Regions from separate parts of the Homo sapiens genome. Here regions 2, 3, 4, 5 and 6 are each linked to region 1. Evidence: chromatin contacts called from ENCODE Hi-C or POLR2A ChIA-PET data. All regions are on one chromosome and are shown on one strand. Each heading gives the region's core, a stretch centred on a gene start or an enhancer-like site at or near the end of the contact. The rest is flanking DNA. Distances are from core to core; before and after follow the strand shown. Region 1 holds the start of NGLY1 (N-glycanase 1). Region 2 holds the start of PDCD6IP-DT (PDCD6IP divergent transcript). Region 3 holds the start of CLASP2 (cytoplasmic linker associated protein 2). Region 4 holds the start of CRTAP (cartilage associated protein). Region 5 holds the start of DYNC1LI1 (dynein cytoplasmic 1 light intermediate chain 1). Region 6 has its middle 51 kb from the start of MIR466.

Region 1 (2,949 bases), core at 159-2,658:
CTGAAAATTTTAGTTACAGACGGTAGTAACATACTACTATCTGTTGAACACACCATACTTGGAAGGTGGTCCAAAGATTTACATATTTATTAAAAGCGTACGTATATTTGGGAGACGAATAGTCATTGAACTGGATGTCATAGCTTAGGGTCTTGTTCGGAGATTCTGGAAGAAAATTTCAATTCTTAAAAGTAAACAGATGAAACATCAAGAAATTTAAAAGAGGTTATTCAGGCAAATCACTTATCTTAAGAAATAAAGTCAAGAAAAATACTTCGTGAGGTTGAAAAGGAATTTCTGCAAAGAAGGAAGCCACTGGTAAAGTACACTTTCAAGAACATGGTGGGGAAGAGACTGGATTAAAGTAGTAAGGGATGCATCTTCTAAGAGGAATAAAAGACCTTGATCACATGATCTACCTAAAAAACAAGTCACAAAATATTACTTACCCTTACTGTGTGGGATGCAAATTTTTATTCCCTTCCCGCCCCCGACATTCTATAATATTGCGTAATTATTATGCATGTGTTTTACGCTGGTCACCACGCGGTAAACCGAATCCACAACCCATTATTATGTCGCAACCTATGGTTTAAAAATACACTTCCTTACAGAGGAATCATATACTAGTTGAGCTGGAACTTAGATTTTCAGTCATTAGCCAAATTCTGAAAAGAATCCATATAACAAACCCAGCAGAGTTTATAGCCATGGTTTTGTTTTTGACGTTTGTTGCTCCTTCCTTCTGTAGTCTTTCATCCACATCTATGTAGAACGTCCTGACAATCTGCGAAGAGAAGGCTCTAAGGTGGTTTTATTTGTGGGGAAAGGAGGGAGGTACATGCGGTTTCTCCACCTTAATAGCTGGATCAATTAGGCTGGCCCCGGAGCGCAAAGGGATCCGGGTTTCTGAGAGGCACGTGCCAGCACCATTCGCCCGATACCTCTAGACCAAAGCCGGCCTCCCCTCCAGCCGAGCTCCTCCGTCCTAAAGGACTCGACATCCCCCTCCTCCAGGCCCACACCCCTCAGCCCCGGAGCCCAGGCCCCGCCTCTCCCTGCGGAACCCCTTCCCAACCTGTACGACCAGGCCCCAACTCTGGGTCGAAGCACCTCGCCCCTGCCGGCCGAGGCCCCCCACCTTCTTCCGAACAGCCCCTTGCCCCCCGCGAAGGGGCAGCCGTAGCTCCCAGCCGAGCTCCCCCGCTCCTGGCCCCGGTCCCCGACCCCGCCCCAGGCCCCCGACCCCGCCCCTGCCGGCCGAAGACCCCGCCCCTGCCGGCCGAGGACCCCGCCCCTGCCGGCCGAGGACCCCGCCCCTGCCGGCCGAGGACCCCGCCCCTGCCGGCCGAGGACCCCGCCCCTGCCGGTGGCTGCGGTAGCTGCTGCGCGCTGAGGCGCCTGCTCAGTGTGGGACGCGGAGAGCGAGGGGCGGCGGCGGCGCCCGCTGGCGCTCAAGCATGGCGGCGGCGGCATTGGGCAGCTCCTCAGGCTCGGCGTCCCCGGCCGTGGCTGAGCTCTGCCAGAACACCCCGGAGACCTTTTTGGAGGCCTCCAAGCTGCTGCTCACCTATGCTGACAACATCCTCAGGTGCAGGGCAACGGGGTCGGACGGCGGGTACCGGGGTGGGTGGGCCGCGGCACCTTGTTCGGCCAGGGACTGGGGCGTCCGGCCTGAGCTTCAGAGGGCAGCGACGCCCGGACAGACCGGGACCTGGAGCTGGTTCTGCTCCTAACGTCCGAGCCCGCCGGCCAGGGGCCTCGGGACCCGGCCAAGTCCCACCCCCGCTCGAGAAAAGGAAGTTTCTTTGCAGTTGTGACTTGGCACCTGCAGTCAGGGTGCTGCGGGTGAACTGGAGTCCCGGAAGCGGGGCCGGGCGGAGGAGAGGTAGGAAGGCGTGCTTCAGACACTGCCGCTCTTCTCGTCGTTTAACGGCCTCAGATATCGGGACACAACGGTAACCGCACCGCGCGTGTCATTCCCCCTGCGTGCATTTTTCGAGCGGAGTGGCTTACATTTCCACATACTTATCAGAAGTTACTCACTGACAAAGTGATGTTTTCTTCCCATGTTGAGACTATCCGAGTACTAAAGCATAATGCTTCTGAAGTGGTGGGTTTTAAAATTTTTAATTTTTTTTCTGCCCACTTTTGTTGATTGAAACATTATAGTATTTTGAAGTTACAGTTTTTATATTAATACCTGGATTCTACTATGTAACATAACCCTTTAAGAATTCGTGGAGGTAATCGCCTTGGATGAGAGTAATTTCCTTCATTCTCCTGTCAGCAAAATTGCACTTCTAGAGGTCTAAGGGACCTTGCAGATTTTGGGAATTGGGAGGCAAGTTTGATTATTCATTTTGAATAAGTACCCACCTCAACTCTTCAGATCAAATGATCTGAAGGGACATGGTGTGGGGGGGTAGGGAAATGGAACTGAGGTTAAAGGAGAGCCACTTGCTTTAGGGGTGTTACCTCATTTATCAGGTCACCGTGATTAATTAGGTTCTCTGTTCCCCTCAGCCCCTGGTGCATTAAGTGTTTGGTATATTGTCATGAAGTCTAAAAGGAAATTCTCAGTTTCAAGGTTATAGGTTTCACGTGACCCAATTTTAGACATTAGTTACATGTGCAGTTTTTAAAATCCATGTCAGTAATATTTCATTTAGGCAATGGTAATGATTTTTAAAGTAAATTGAAGGGAAAATATATTGAGCCCTTATTTTGTGGCAGATGCTATGAAAGATGCAACATGTGGCCTGTTCACAGCTACATAATTGTGACCTGTGTGGGGACCACCTTCGTGCTCTGTGACACCTTCTCAACTCACCTTTTTTACTCTTTGAGGCCTTACAGCTCTTCACAGTACAAGGATGCCAAGGGACTCCATAAATGAACTGATAGGCTGGGTTCTCCAGAGCCCATTAGCTGAGACTTACCACCTGG
Region 2 (2,949 bases), core at 221-2,720, 8.0 Mb before region 1:
GCCACCACGCCCGGCTAATTTGTTGTATTTTTAGTAGAGATGGGGTTTCACCGTGCTAGCCAGGATGGTGTCGATCTCCTGACCTCGTGATCCGCCCGCCTCGGCCTCCCAAAGTGCTGGGATTACAGGCGTGAGCCACCGCGCCCGGCAGAATAAGTCTTTTCTTAGCTCAAGCTAGTTTAGCCTGGGTTTCTGCTACTTGGATTGGAATACAATTGTGATTCTCCTGTGAAACAAGTAGAATATACTATACGGAGAAAACGAGATTAACAAGGTATGCAAAAGAAATGTTTAACTATAAAATCGTAAAAAATGTTCTTATAACTATTAAGTATCATGAAAGGAACCCTCATTAAATCAGCATGAGCTAAATAAGCGTTTGCTAAAATAACAAATTTACTCTACTGTGTATATATCTGTTTGTGAACAAACTGCTTTTAAACAACCTACCTTGAACGGTTCAACTATGTAACTAGAGTTTTATTTCAAATAGTTGTAGCTCCTAACTTTCAGAATTCTCCATCTATCATTTGATTATTTTGAACTGAGGAAGACGGTCCATTTCATGTGGACAATGTGATGAGCTGATCAGACATTTGGTCCAGTGTCCCAATTCCCCCACTTCCCCCACTGCCTTCAAGCAACTACTATTATGAAATCAAAATGTGGCCCAAGAAAGACAGTGATGGAAAAATGGGGCGAAAGGGGAAGCTTCAGTTAGAGACCCAAAAAAGTGAAGACTAGTTCTAAGTAAATGTGGCAAAAGAGATCAGTACAGGGCAGACTGCTGCTCCCAGGTATCTGATCCACGGAGCCCTCGCCGACCAAGGGCTAGAGCAGACGTGCAGGCAGGACAAGCGGGCAGTCACAGCGGGCCTGCAGGGCGGGTCCTGCTCACCAGCAAAGAATGCAGACCACACCTACGCGCCTGGTCAGGCCGGGACGGGGCGGCTCCGCCCAGGTTACAGGATTGAAGGAAGGGGGGAGACGGGAAGAGGAGCGGCGAGCGACGGCTGGCAGACAACCTACCCACTCCCAGCCCCGCGCCCACCTCAGGAGCGTCTCGAGCGCGCCCTCGTGCTTGTCCAGCGGACGACCGACTGCGGCGCGGCGCAGCTTGCTGAGCTCCTCCGCCGCGCGGCAGTACTGGGCCTGCTCTTCCCCGCCGCTTGGGTAAGTCTGCTGGATGAACTTCACCAGCGGCTTGGCCAGGTCCACCTCTGAGGTCTTTTTCAGCTGCACCGAGATGAATGTCGCCATGATCAGCGCCTCCGCCGCCGTTCGGGCCAAACAGACCGCGGACAGCTTACGAGGGCCGAGGAGAGAGAGGTACTGGGCTGGCGGACTGGCGGACTGACTGGCTGACAGACTTGCGCTCCGCCTGCGTTCCGGGTCCGGCAACTTCCGGGAGCTCCAGCGCAGGCGCACTGGATGCGGGGTCCTTAAGCTGTCCGCGGTCACGTGAAGGTGTCGCGGCGGCTACGCCCACCTGGACCCAGTTTACCCTGTACTGTGCTGCAAAATATTACTTTCTCCCCATCTGGAATTCTTCCCTTCCTCCTTCCTGCCGCAGTGGTGTACTGAGCACTTTCACGTAAGAGTATTCCTCCACTCGAACAACCCCCCGGAGAAGTACTGGTGTCACTGCCACCTGCGAGAGTTTGCGGCTACCTCCCCAAGAGGCAGTCCCAGGGTTATTGTGACCTATGATGTTTATTCAACTACTGTTGACGGGCTGCTGTGCACAGGGAACCTAGTAGGCAAGACCCCTGCCATCGTGCAGCTTACTGTCAGGTTGACACAGACCTTAAGGTAAACGGAAAAAGTATCAGGAAAAAAACAGGGTGCTTGGGACTTAGGAGATGTTAAGATCGCTTGGAGGACCCTAATTTAAATAAGATAAAGTAGGTTTTCTCCGAGTAGGTTAACTGAAAATGAACCTGTGTCTCTGGTTGCTGTTTTGTAGAAAGAACAAAATTTTAAATAAATTAAAAACGACACCTGTAATTTGAGAAGATGCTTGATATCAGAAGAGGAGAAGAGTGGAGAGGGGTGGAGTGGCAAAGGAGAGCCTCCAAACCAAAAGCCTGCGGCAGAGGCCCTAGGAGGCAAGCACTTAACCATGTTTCAGGACTAGAAACGAAACATGTGACAAGACCTTTAAAAACAAATAGAATGGGATGGAATAAAGTTGGATGAGTAAGCAGGCATCAAATCATTCAGAAACTTGTTGTCCAAGTTGAAGAATTTGTTTAGTATTGTATAATAAATGCAGAGGAAGCTATATACACTTATAATTTACATTTTTTAAAGGCCACGTTGTAGCTCAATCGGATAGTTTGTCTTTTGATGGGATGTAGTATACAGTATCATCATGGTATATTCCAGGCAAAAATATTTAACTTGAATCTGTCAAGCCTTTGCATCTAACACAGTTTATAAAAAATACAACAGATAGATGAACAAACTAAATGATGCCAGAGGAAGTAACTAGACAGATCCAGAAGGTGAAACATTCTGCAGGATAACTGGCCCATCTCTTCAACAATTTGTCATGATAAAAGCAACTGCTTTATGAAAAGAAATTTAAGGGACATAACAGTTTGAATTGGATCCTGGTTTGAACAGACTGTCTATAAAATGCATTTTCAGGACCATTAAAGAAATATGAATGTAGATGGACTGAGTATTGGATAAAATAGAACTGTATTGCCATGGAAAAGATCATTAACTGAAAAGAGCAAGTCACGAAATAGTATGTTACAGCATCTCATTTTGGTTTAAAAATGCACATATATGTATTTATGTACAACTAAAAAAATAGTGGGCTTATACCCTAAGGTGTTAGTATTGGTAATCTTTGGAAGTGGAAATGTGTATTTTTTTCTTTGTGTTTGCCTATCTTTTTCATTGTAACTTTTGCAGCACATAGACTACTTTCATTATAGT
Region 3 (2,949 bases), core at 197-2,696, 7.9 Mb before region 1:
GACACATAAAATTAACCATCACACATAGTTTACTTGATTGAGGCATAGTCTGAGGGAAATTACAACCAATTAAAGATGGAAGAAACTTTACAAACTCAATACAATGTGAAACACAGAAATACTGAAAAAAGAACACAGAAAACAGTCAATTTCTTTGAATTTTGAGTTTGTTTATTCTTAGTTATTGTGAATATTTCAAATATCAATTTTTGTTGAATTCATTCACTCATTTAACTTAAATTGGCCACCCATTATTTGCTAGGCACCACCCTAGGAAAACACAAAGGTTCCTGGAGCTTTCTGTGTATTAGAAGAGAAAGATATTACATAAATAATCATTTTGTTGTGATTGGGAATAATTGTCAAGAAGATAAACACAGTGTGCTTTTGGAATGTATTAGACAACTTTACCCCCACCAGAATGGCTAAAACTAATAACCCTGACCATATCAAATATTGTGGAGCAACTGGAACTCTCAAGCATTGCTGGTGGGGATTTAATATGATCCAGTCACTTTGGTAAACAATTTGGCAGGTTCTTCTAAAGTTAAACATACAACTTACAAGACCTAGTAATGCCAGTCCTTGGTATTTATTTACCCATGAGAGAAGAAAATATATCCACACAAAAACTTGTGCACTAACCGTTGTAGCAGCTTTATTCATAATTATAAAAAATAGGAAACAACCCAAATATCTACCAACAAGTGAATGGATCGACAAATGGTAGTGATTCCACAGAATGGAAAGCAATAAAAAGGAATGGACTTCTGAGACACCAACAGCGCTGGATGGACCCCAAACGTTATGCTAAAAGAAACCAGACTCCAAAGAAGCACAGACTGTATGAAGTTCAGGAACAGGGAAAACTATGTTACCATGCTAGAAATCAAATTAGAATTGCCTAGGGAAGAGCAGATAATTGGGAAGTGTCCTGGGACTTCCTGGGGTGTTGGAAACGTGCTGTACCCTCACTGGGGTGGCGGTTCCACGGGTGAATACATTTGCCGAAACTCATGAAGTGTACGCTGAAAATCTGTGCGTTTTACTTTAGGCAAACCTAAGTTTTGTTTTGTTTTGTTTTTTTAAGTATTACACAGTGACTGTGGTGGTGGCTGGAAGCAGAAGTCAGGAGTGTATTCTTTTTTTTTTTTTTTTTTAAACCGGCAGTGGGGGCGGGAAAGGGGGATGCCAAGTACTTTCCTAAGTGTTGAATACAAGTGGAGGCAAACTTGGAAACGTTCCACATTTCACAGGGCGAGGGCAGGGTGCCCTGACAGCGGCTAGCAAAGAACGGCCCGCCTCCCAGGGGGCTCGGCCCAACTCGGACCCCAAGTCTCCCTAGAGGTCCTATCGCTCCCAGCGGTTTCCGCAGCCACCTCCACCACCTCCGCAGCAAAACGCTAGCCGGACTGGAGGGCCCTCGCCGGCGTCGTGCTGACGTCACGCGCGTGCTGACGTCGCCCGCGGCCGCGGCCTCTGAAGCGGGCTGGGGATCGGGGGGCGCCGAGTTTGACTAGTTTGGGGGCGGCTGGGCGCTTGGCGTTCCTCCCGCCGCCCGCTGCGCCCCGCAAGCCGCGCCCCTGGCGGGCTAAGTGAGTCCCGCCCGCTCCCGCGGGGACCCGCACTGGAGGCTGGGCGGCTCTCGGCGAAAGTTGGCCGCTCACAGACTGGCAGGCGGGCGGGCGGCCGCAGCCATGGAGCCCCGCAGCATGGAGTACTTCTGCGCCCAGGTGCAGCAGAAGGACGTCGGCGGCCGGCTGCAGGTCGGCCAGGAGCTCCTGCTCTACCTTGGCGCCCCCGGCGCCATCTCGGACCTGGAGGAGGACCTGGGCCGCCTAGGCAAGACAGTCGACGCGCTCACCGGCTGGGTGGGTTCGAGCAACTACCGGGTAAGCGACGGCGGCGAGGCTGGGCTGGTCACGCCCTCCGCGGCAGCCCTTTAATCCCGGACGCGAGCGCCGGGCCGGGAAAGCTCCCGTCCGAACCACTGCTTAAGAGGGGAAACACACTTTGGGAAGCACAGGCGGGCGGATCACGAGGTCAGGAGTTCGAGACCAGCCTGACCAACATGGTGCAACCCCGTCTCTACTAAAAATACAAAAATTAGCCGGGCGTGGTGGCGGGCGCCTGTAATCCCAGCTACCCAGGAGGCTGAGGCAGGAGAATCGCTTGAATCTAGCAGGCAGAGGTTGCAGTGAGCCGAGATCGAGCCACTGCACTCCAGCCTGGGCGACAGAGTGAGACTCTGTCTCAAAAAAAGTAAAAAATAAATAAAAATAGGGGAAACAGGGGGGTCCCGCGTCCCCACTGGGCAGACCGCCTCTTCGTACGCGAGCCGAGGACTGACTTGTGACCACATTTTTCTACACTTGTGGACAATGACAAATTCAGCGATTCCGTGACACGTTGCGGAGTTACTAGGACACAATGTTGATCACTTATTTTGAAAAAAAAATCAGTGAAAGACTTCGACATTTGTGTTCACCTGTGTAAACACTACCCAGACCAACAGATAGGACATTAGGATACGATTTTAGGTTGATGTGTCTTAGTAGATAGGCTAATGCTGGGGGGGAAAAAGTTACAAAGATGAGGTGCGAGAAAGAATGAGCCTTTCTGAAGAGTTGGTGGTAGGCAGGGTGTAATGTAGCCGCGTTGGGAGGCCAGGTAAATATTTTGTATTTAACTTGCCCCGTAGTCGTTAGTAGTTACTTTTCTTTCTTGTCTTCTGGTGGCAGTGTTGCTTTAAAATGCTGACTGCAGCTTCCCATGGATGAAGTGATTCTTCTTAGTAACATATTCTCATGATCCAGCGAATAGGCTGTACTTTGAAACCTTTTATTCAAAAAGAGAAGAAAGACAAACTCTAGAATTATGACGCAGATTTAATGGTAAAGCCCAGATGAGTTTTGGAAAGGTTAGACTTTTTACAAGGACAATAAAGTT
Region 4 (2,949 bases), core at 151-2,650, 7.3 Mb before region 1:
AAGGAGGCAGTGAACTGTGTTAAATTCTAGATGAAAGAGAGAAACAGCGGAGAGGGCCAATCCTGATGACTCACGGTGCACGAGTTCCCCTTTAAGCAGGGATGTGTCCTTGCAAGGAGTCCCTGCCCTTCCCTGGCCTCAATTTCATCCTCTTTAAAAGGAACTAGTCAGCTGGGTGCAATGGCTCACGACTGTAATCCCAGAACTCTGGGAGGCGAGGTGGGAGGATCACTTGAGTCCGGGAGTTCGAGATCAGCCTGGGCAACGTGGCGAAACTCTGTCTCTACAGAAAATACCAAAAAATTAGCTAGGTGTGGTGGCGCGCGCCTATAATCCCAGCTACTCAGGAGGCTGAGGTGGAGGATCACCTGAGCCTGAGGAGGTCAAGGCTGCAGTGAGCCATGATAGCGCCTCTGCACTCCAGCCTGGGCGACTGTGAGACCCTGTCTCAACAAAAAATAAAAATAAAAGGTACTTGTCGGCTCCTCAGGTCTTCTGCTTTATTATCGCAAGTCACCGCTCACTTGAGAAAAAAGGCGACTTTAATGGTATATACAGAAAAGAGGCGTCTGCCCTCAAATAACAGAGAACATTTATCAGGCACTTTGTTGGGTGCCTGGCGCTGTACTGCGTTCTGTGTACGTATTCTCTACCTTAGAGTTACCCTTCAAGAAAGGCATTTTCATCTCTAGTTGAGATGAAGAAGGAGACAGGACTTGGAGGAGACCTTTGGCAGGGCTGGATGGGAGGGAGCCAGGTCTAGAACTGGAGGGGCAACGCGGCCCCGGGCGCAGGGGCGGGGCTAGGGCCTGGAGGCTGGGTCAGGGGCGGGGCCGGGGCCTGGGACGGGGCGAGGCGGACTTGCCTTGAAGTAAGCGAACTGCAGGAACTTGTAGGGCTCGCGGCGCTGGAAGTCCGCCAGCACCTCGCGGCTGGGCTGGGACTGGCGGAAGGCTGGCAGGCCCTGCTTGCAGCGCTTGAGGCAGTGCGCGCGGCGCAGCAGGCCCCCGAAGAGGCGCAGCTCGGGATAGCTGGCGAGGCCGGCGGCGGGCTCGGGCTGCGGCGCGGCGCTGCAGTTGCGGTGGCAGAAGGCCTCGCTGTCGCGCAGCAAGCGGTGCAGCCGCAGGCTGATCTCCAGGTAGCCCACGCTCTCGGCCCAGTGCTCGCCGCTGTACTTGTCCAGCGCGTGCCGGTAGGCCGACTCGAGCGGCATCAGCTCGTCCCGTGGGAAGCTGCGGAAGCTGTAGCGTTCGTATTGGGCGCGCCCGGCGCGCAGCGCGCAGGCCACGCACAGCAGCGCTAGCAGCGCCGCGGCCCCCCGGCGCCCCGGCTCCATCGCGCCCGGCGAAAGGAAGGAAGGAAGGGACGAAGGAAGGGAAAAGGGGAGGGAGAAGGAAAGGAAAGAGGACGGTGCGACGCGGCGGGCCCAGTGCTTTCGGGGCGGGGACGCCAGCCTCCGGCCCGCCCCGTCCGGCCGCCCCTCCCCACCCAGCCGGGGGATCTGGGCGCCAGCTGCCAGCACCTAGAGGGTGCCCGGGAAAGGCGCGCTGCGCACTGGTTCACGCAGGCTGATGCGCATGATGGGACTCTGCCGCTCATTCACTTGGAGACCCGCCTGCAAGGCCGACGCGGCCCTAATAGATTATATACATCGGCCCTACGGTCTATATAATCTACGATCTTTATATTCGTTTGGAGGTTTGTGAAAACGAAGATTCCTGGGCTGTGCCCCCAGAGTTTCTGATTCAGAAAGTCTGGGGTGGAGGTCTGACGATTTGTGTGTTTAACCAGCACCCTGATGAGGCTAATGCTGCGGGCCCAAGGGCCGCACTTTTAATAGCACTGCCCAACCTTAAATTTTAGTGAGAGAAAAAGACAGTGCAAAAATAAAATTAATAAGGATGTCAGCACTTTGTAAACTGTATAGCTAGTCAGGTTGAAGATGTGCACACCTTATGAATCTGCAACACCATTCGGTGGAATATGCTGGAGAAGCTTGCGCGTGTGCATCAAAAAATATGGATGGAATGTTAATGGCAGCACTTTTAAAAAATCTTTAAACTTTTAAATCTTGAAATAATTTACAAGAAAGCTGCAAAAACAGTACAAAAAGTTCCTATATACCCTTCATCAAGATTCACAAGTTGCTAACGTTATACCACATTTCTATCTTTACATTTTTTTCTGACTCATTTGAGATAGGTTGCATGTATCAGGCCCACTGTCCGTTAGTCTTTTTTTTTTCTTTTTTTTTTTCCTTTTTTTTTTTTTGAGACGGAGTCTCGCCCTGTCACCCAGGCTGGAGTGCAGTGGCGCGATCTCGGCTCACTGCAACCTCCGCCTCCCGGGTTCAAGCAATTCTCCCTGCCTTAGCCTCCCGAGTAGCTGGGATCATAGGCACACACCACCATACCTGGCTAATTTTTCTATTTTTTACTAGAGATGAGGTTTTGCCATGTTGGCCAGGCTGTTCTTGAACTCCTGACCTTAGGTGATCTACCTGCCTCTGCCTCCCAAAGTGCTGGGATTACAGGCGTGAGCCACCGTGCCCAACCCCTTAGTCTTTCAGTATGTATGTCCTAAGAATGAAACTACCAGACAATCAAATTTAGGAAATTTAATACTGATAGAAGACTTTAATCATGTTCCATTTCCGGTTATGTCAGCTGTTCCAATTATGTCTTTCATGGCACTTTTTTCTCTTAGGATGCAGTCCATCCGTGATCACTGTTACATCTAGTCTATTTCATATCCTTTAAACTGGTTCCTCGGCTTTTCTTGTCATGCCGTTGTCATTTTTGAAAAATATAGGCCAAAACAGCAATGAGATACCACTACAAAATCCAAAACACTGACAACGTCACATGCTGACAAGGATGTGGAGCAACAGGAACTCTCATTCATTGATAGTGGCAATGCAAAATGGTACATACAGTTTAGAAGACAGTT
Region 5 (2,949 bases), core at 324-2,823, 6.8 Mb before region 1:
CTGCAGCCTCGACCTCCTGGACTCAGGTGATCCTCCCACCTCAGCCTCCTAAATAGCTGGGACTATAGGCACACACCACCACGCTTGGCTAATTTTTTGTAGAGCCGGGGTTTCGCCATGTTGCCCAGGCTGGTCAAGAACTCCTGGGCTTAAGCAATCTGCCTGCCTTGGCCTCCCAAAGCGCTGGCATTACAGGTGACAAAGAATTTTAGCTCCAAGAGTTCTTTAGGCCCATCACTTCTAGAGGTTGGTCAGATATTAATGGTGTGAAAGGTAAAGAAAGTCATTGATAACAATTAACATGTGGTAAGCGCTTAAGATTTGCCAGTCGTTATTCTAAGCCATTTTACATGAATCATCCCGTTTAATCTCAATAACAACTCTAAGTTCTTTTATCCTCATTTGACAGATAAGGAAACTGAGACTCACGGAGGTTAAGTAAATTGCCTAAGGTTACACAGCCAGTAAACTCGAAGAGCTAGACCTGAACTCAGATTTGCCAGCCTCCAAAGGCTTCCAGACTTCTAACCGTAATGCTAATATATAGCAAATAGTCTTTAGTTGTGGATTTTCTCACTAGCATAACAGCATTGATCAGGCCATATTCTAGCAAGTGATTTTCAAATATGAAGTGACAGAGATAACATACAAAGGCCAGGCAATTTTAAGCAAATGCTCTTACAGGTGTACTAGGACAGAGCCTTAAAACCAATGACTCCTTCTAAACATGGAGTTCAGACATTCAAATACCTTTACCTAGTAAAGTTCTAATAGAAAAGGAGTTATTTTAGGGCTAGTATAAGTCCATCCATGTATTCCCAGTGTCAACTGTGCTCGACGTAGTAAGTGTGGAATCAATGTCTAGTGACCGGTTAGATGACCCGCATAGTGGATCTTTTCAAATCTCACATGGAGGATCTCATACAAAAACATTAAGAACATTAAAGCAAGCCCTGACAATAATTTTTAAAAAATAACAGTCTATTTCCAGGGTAAACAATTACTTTGTCACGCCGCTGCTTAGGGGCTCGGAGAACCTGCTTCTGATGTGGGTCCAGGTTGAGGAACACTTCGCCACTTGAGAACGCAAATAAAGTCCAGAAATCCAGGACCACAGCAATACTCCAGCCCAGGGTTGCAGGGCAGCCTCTTTACCAGCCGGGCGACCCATTTCTATCTTGGCGCCGGCGAAGCGCCGGTTTGGGCGGGGGACCGCTCTCAGCCTGAACAGTGGGTGGGCCGGCAATGACAATGCAGGAATTCCGCGCAGGCCGCAGGGTTTGGGGACCTGTCTGAAGGGTGGGAGGGAGCACTTTTCACCTGACACACCCAACCCCCCTGCCGCAGCCCAGGGCCGCGGATGAGCGGAAGGAAAGCACTTCCATACTGTCAGATCACTGGGCTTCAGTTGCAGCATAGCGGCCCACCCCGCCGCCCGCGTACGCTCAGCCCCTCAGCGCCGGCCAGGCAGCCACGCACGCGCAGTCCGTTCTCGCTCGCTCCATCAGTCCTGGCCCGGCCCGGGGCCCCGCCCCCGCAGGCCCCGCCCCGCTCCCGTGCGCTGAACGCCCCATATCCGGGTTCCCGCCGCCTCCACCGCCACCGCCTCAGCCGCCTCGCACATTTAGTCTTGCCGGGAGTGGTGTGATTCCCGACCAAGATGGCGGCCGTGGGGCGAGTCGGCTCCTTCGGTTCTTCTCCGCCGGGATTATCCTCGACTTACACTGGCGGCCCCTTGGGCAACGAGATAGCGTCGGGCAACGGTGGCGCCGCGGCAGGCGACGACGAGGACGGGCAGAACCTTTGGTAACGACTCCACCTCTCCCTCAGCCCCCGCTGGCTCCCCCGGCCTTGCGCGGACGCCTCGGGATCCCGTGCCCGCTGGAGCTCGGCGCCGGGCCCGGCCACTGCGTTCCCGGCAGCCCCATCCCCGGCGCGCCGAGGCCGGGTCCGTCCCTCCCGCGCTGCGGCTCCGGCCTCCGGCCTCACCGTACGCCTTGCTTCCCGTTAGGTCCTGCATCCTCAGCGAGGTCTCCACCCGCTCGCGCTCCAAGCTCCCTGCGGGGAAGAACGTGCTACTGCTGGGTAAGTGTTCCCTGCCTCGCCCCGCCCCGCCCGGCCCCCAGCGGCCCGGGGTACCTGGTCCGCGGGCTAGCTCGCTGGCTCTCTTTGTGCGGACAGCCGGCCCAGCCCCGCCCCGCCTCGCCTCCCGACCTGTCGCGGATGGCTGGGAGAGAAGGGGAACACGAGACCCTTGACCCAGGACCTGCGGGGACCCGCCCTCCCTCAGGTTCCTCCTCCTCCTCCCCGGTATATGGGGGTGGCCCTGACAGCTTCCCCTGGGAAGGACAGAATTCGATCGCTCATCTGAGGGATTCTCGTGGCCTGGGGTTTATCTAGAAAATGACAGGTTTTCTTTCATCACAAAAATTGGTAGCAGGAGGCTCTTTGCGAGAGCTGCAGCGCAAATGGCATGCCATTAATATTTAATAGCTGACTCTTTGTATAATTGACAGAAGCTAGAACTAAGACCTGGCGATAAATGTTCTTGATTCAGCGTTCTCTGGTACAATGTGCTCGTGTTGCAGCTACCTTAACTGTCACATATAATTCTGAAATTTGTAAAGGGCAGTAGAACACAACTTTCTAGTTAAGTCTTTTCAGCCAAATGGATGTAATAAGGAGAAACGGTCCAGTGTCAGTTCTCCTGATTGTTCTGTATCTCCTCGGCTCTCTGGAAGTTGTGTATTCTGTTTCTTTAGTGACTCTGGGGGTGGGGATAGAGGACTGAGGGAGAATAGTTCGCAGATTCGCATTTTTCTAGGCTTAGCTCCTGAATCATTTATAGGAGAAATTTCTCTATATAGCTCTTTACATGCGAGATAACTGAAGTTTGGCTTATACGATGATTAAATTTAAAAACTTTGGTATTTGGTGTCGGCTCAATAC
Region 6 (2,949 bases), core at 180-2,679, 5.4 Mb before region 1:
AGCGACCACACATACTCTAATTAACTGCCCAGGATTGCTATGTTAGAGGAATGGGGTGGAATCTAGCAAAGTGTAGCAAATTATTTTTATCTCCTACTCCCTGTTAAGCAGCAGTTGTTATTCTATTATCTGTGTTTTGAATCTAGCTGTTTGATCCTCAAAGTCTAAAAGTAGCTTCTGTGCAGTTTTATGGTGGTATGGCTGTTACTTGCTGCTATAAATTCCTCTGGTTGAGCCACATCCGCTTGCCACATCCTGAAAATACACTCAACTATATTTTCCCATGCACACCTATATATTGTGGCGGCCTGTAGTGACATTGCTTTTTTTTTTTTTTTTTTTTTTTTGAGATGGAGTTTCGCTCTTGTCACCCATGCTGGAGTGCAGTGGCATGATCTCGGCTCACTGCAACCTCAGCCTCTCAGGTTCAAGCTATTCTCCTGCCTCAGCCTCCTGAGTAGTTGGGATTACAGGTGTGCCACCACGCCTGTCTATTATTTTTGTATTTTTGGTAGAGATGGGGTTTTGCCATGTTGGCCAGGCTGGTCTTGAACTCCTGACCTCAGGTGATCCACCTGCCTCGGCCTCCCAAAGTGCTGGGTTTACAGGCGTGAGTCACTGCACCTGGCCAACATTACCTCTATACACATTTATTTTTCCCTTCCTCACAAACCCGCCAGTTCTGAATCAACAGCAAGTACAACATTGCCATTTCTCGCACACCATGCTGACCTTGTTGTTTCTTATTTAGCTAATGATGTGTTACAGTTGGCATTTCACTGGGAGGTTTGCAAGAGTCAGTCTCTCTTTTTCTAGTGCTACAATTAGATTCAACAAGAGAGAAGAGTGCTGTGATGGGAAAACTTTACATTCTCAGACATTATTTCCATCTGGGCATTTTGAAAAGATGAAGAGCAGGCTTGTCATTATGTCTCCATCTGATAATGTGGTTAATGTATCCTTCATAAAGCTCAGCTTAAATAGGGAAAAACAAGGGAATTGCAATGGTGCATTTCCATGACTTCTGATGGCAACACTCTAATTCTTCTGCCTTGTTGTCTTTAAGCAAAGAAGGGAGGAGATGGGAAGAGGAAAAAGAGATAATGTAAAAGGTAGGCAAAGGGAATGGCTTGGATGTGCTCATACCTGAGGCAGGAACAGGTTGAGGTTAGTACAGTGCTATCGAGTTTCTTATGTTACCTTCCTTCTGCTCTTGCTATTGACTTTGCTTTCTCCTAATTCTGGCTTGCTCGTGATTCCTCATGGCTTCTAAAGGTATTTCATGGCCTTCTTTGATGTACACTGTCATCGTCTTCTCTTACTCATTTCCTGTTTCAAATATCTGAGGAAGAGAATCTGACTGGCATAACTTTTTTTTTTTTTTTTTGACAAAGTCTTGCTCTGTCACCAGGCTGGATTGCAGTGGCAAGATCTTAGCTCACTCCAACCTCCGCCTCTTGGGTTCAAGCGATTCTCGTGCCTCAGCTTCCCAAGTAGTTGGGATTACAGGCACATGCCACCACACCCAGGTCATTTTTATATTTTCAGTAGAGACGGGGTTTCACCGTGTTGGCCAGGATGATCTCATCTCCTGACCTCATGATCCGCCCGCCTAGGCCTCCCAAAGTGCTGGGATTACAGGCATGAGCCACAGCACCCGGCCATAACTTGTCTTTTTACCTGTGGCCACTCCAGAGGTCATGGAGAGGCTATGGTTTGGCTGCTCTTGCTTTAGATTTGCACCCCTGACTGAGACCAGAATGGCCAGGCTGCATGGTATAAAACATATCCTCCTGGGGCTACATGTTCTGCAGAGGCTGTGGGTAGGCACATTCTGGGGTATGGTAGGTGGCAGCCATTATCACCTCAGGTTCTCCAACACAGCAGACACAAGCTATTCATGCTTGTAATTAATTTTGTACCCTACATGAACATAAGGCAAAAGAGCCCACAAACAAAGGGATCTAGCAAATGGCAATTGTAGGATGCTCGTTGTTGATACATTTGGTTCAAAACGAAAGGCCTCTGTGTTAAAATCCACAGCAGGAAACAACAACAACTACAAACAAAAAATCCTCAAGAGTGGTTTTACTAATGAAAACATAGATAAACAATCATTTATGCCCTCAGAGAATGAATAAAAGATCAAAGTTGGAATAACAGAACACAGAGACTTTTTTTCCCCTTTTTCTGCTTCAGCAAAAATCACCCAAGGACTGAAAAGTTCACTATTCTATTGCTTCTTGTATATGAATGCAAATGTATATAGGCCAAAATTCAGGTGGGGTTTTTTCCTGCCCCTTGAGATCTACGTAAATTTGCCTTTAACTCTCAAATTCCATGGTCCACAGAGCTTTACCTCCAAGATTTCTGCTACTTTCTAGAATGGGAATGCCAGTAGATGAGTCAGTGTGTCCTGTTGGCTTTCTATACCACTTGGGTTCAGCTACCTCGAGTGTGCCTTTGTTCTGTAATTTGTCCATTCTAGTAGGAAACTGCCATTTTGCGGAGGGTTTCGCCCTCTCCCACAGTCCTGTTTCTCACCTGTCTCTTCCAGGTTTCTCTAGATGGCTAAAGGTCTTCCATTTCTATTTCTTCTCTTTTGCAGAGCAACTCAACTCTCCCTCCAGATTTATTCTCCTTAGTTTTAACTCCTTAGCCCTCAAAAAACCTAAACAGAATTGAGGGACTTCCATTCAGTCTCTATGCTTATAAGGAGGCAGTAGGCATTATATAGTAACTCGCACATAGATAGCAAATAAGCTATATAGTACTTTATAAAAGCCCCCACCAAAATGTGAGATTAGAACCATTATCTCACTGCTGTCAATGAGAAGACTTGAGTACTGAAGTTAAGTGAAGAACTTGGGATCACTACGTAACTAGTGTGGCAGGTTAAATGCCAATGTGAAAGTTACGTTAGGTTCCAGTAGATTCAAGGAATGCCAT

The links. A loop is a pair of places that touch in the nucleus more often than their neighbours do. ChIA-PET counts read pairs that join two places held with the same protein, here RNA polymerase II (POLR2A). Pooled maps may share reads with other maps.
Region 2: a loop to region 1 is called in a pooled map, with 6 times the contacts of the local background. The contact joins the promoter of PDCD6IP-DT here to the promoter of NGLY1 in region 1. A Hi-C loop is called at or near these places in 3 of 50 pooled maps.
Region 3: a pooled map shows a loop between it and region 1 (3-fold over the local background). The contact joins the promoter of CLASP2 here to the promoter of NGLY1 in region 1. A Hi-C loop is called at or near these places in 2 of 50 pooled maps.
Region 4: a loop to region 1 is called in a pooled map, with 8 times the contacts of the local background. The contact joins the promoter of CRTAP here to the promoter of NGLY1 in region 1. A Hi-C loop is called at or near these places in 9 of 50 pooled maps.
Region 5: a pooled map shows a loop between it and region 1 (8-fold over the local background). The contact joins the promoter of DYNC1LI1 here to the promoter of NGLY1 in region 1. A Hi-C loop is called at or near these places in 1 of 168 maps with a recorded cell type or tissue (CD8-positive, alpha-beta T cell) and 7 of 50 pooled maps. POLR2A ChIA-PET finds 5 or more read pairs at or near these places in 1 of 52 experiments (activated T-cell).
Region 6: a loop to region 1 is called in a pooled map, with 2.3 times the contacts of the local background. The contact joins the enhancer-like site here to the promoter of NGLY1 in region 1. A Hi-C loop is called at or near these places in 2 of 50 pooled maps. POLR2A ChIA-PET finds 5 or more read pairs at or near these places in 2 of 52 experiments (activated CD4-positive, alpha-beta T cell and activated naive CD4-positive, alpha-beta T cell).

What each region holds. Positions count from the first base shown.
Region 1 is chr3:25,781,902-25,784,850 of GRCh38, reverse strand. It overlaps NGLY1 (N-glycanase 1), which reads left to right and starts at 1,408. Exons shown (of 12, transcript NM_018297.4): 1 at 1,408-1,591. The coding sequence starts at 1,461. RefSeq lists a silencer at 1,219-1,458 and enhancers at 1,769-1,818, 1,979-2,058.
Region 2 is chr3:33,797,040-33,799,988 of GRCh38, reverse strand. PDCD6IP-DT (PDCD6IP divergent transcript) reads left to right here and starts at 1,470. Exons shown (of 2, transcript NR_183731.1): 1 at 1,470-1,594; 2 at 1,967-2,949. PDCD6IP (programmed cell death 6 interacting protein) reads right to left here and starts at 1,359. Exons shown (of 18, transcript NM_013374.6): 1 at 1,052-1,359. The coding sequence starts at 1,260. RefSeq lists enhancers at 663-1,196, 1,143-1,492.
Region 3 is chr3:33,716,751-33,719,699 of GRCh38, reverse strand. CLASP2 (cytoplasmic linker associated protein 2) reads left to right here and starts at 1,446. Exons shown (of 39, transcript NM_001365631.1): 1 at 1,446-1,892. The coding sequence starts at 1,698. RefSeq lists an enhancer at 1,085-1,174 and a silencer at 1,375-1,714.
Region 4 is chr3:33,112,465-33,115,413 of GRCh38, reverse strand. It overlaps CRTAP (cartilage associated protein), which reads right to left and starts at 1,400. Exons shown (of 7, transcript NM_006371.5): 1 at 866-1,400. The coding sequence starts at 1,336. RefSeq lists an enhancer at 1-689 and silencers at 641-830, 1,271-1,570.
Region 5 is chr3:32,569,482-32,572,430 of GRCh38, reverse strand. DYNC1LI1 (dynein cytoplasmic 1 light intermediate chain 1) reads left to right here and starts at 1,573. Exons shown (of 13, transcript NM_016141.4): 1 at 1,573-1,806; 2 at 2,012-2,085. The coding sequence starts at 1,661. RefSeq lists silencers at 1,376-1,635, 1,816-2,305 and an enhancer at 1,580-2,365.
Region 6 is chr3:31,211,336-31,214,284 of GRCh38, reverse strand. No RefSeq gene overlaps it. Among named protein-coding and RNA genes, the nearest start is that of MIR466, 51 kb to the right of the region's middle. RefSeq lists an enhancer at 938-2,137. Within about 2 kb of position 1,429, at least 3 of the 41 ENCODE cell types and tissues checked have a DNase peak (open chromatin) inside an H3K27ac peak, as active enhancers do.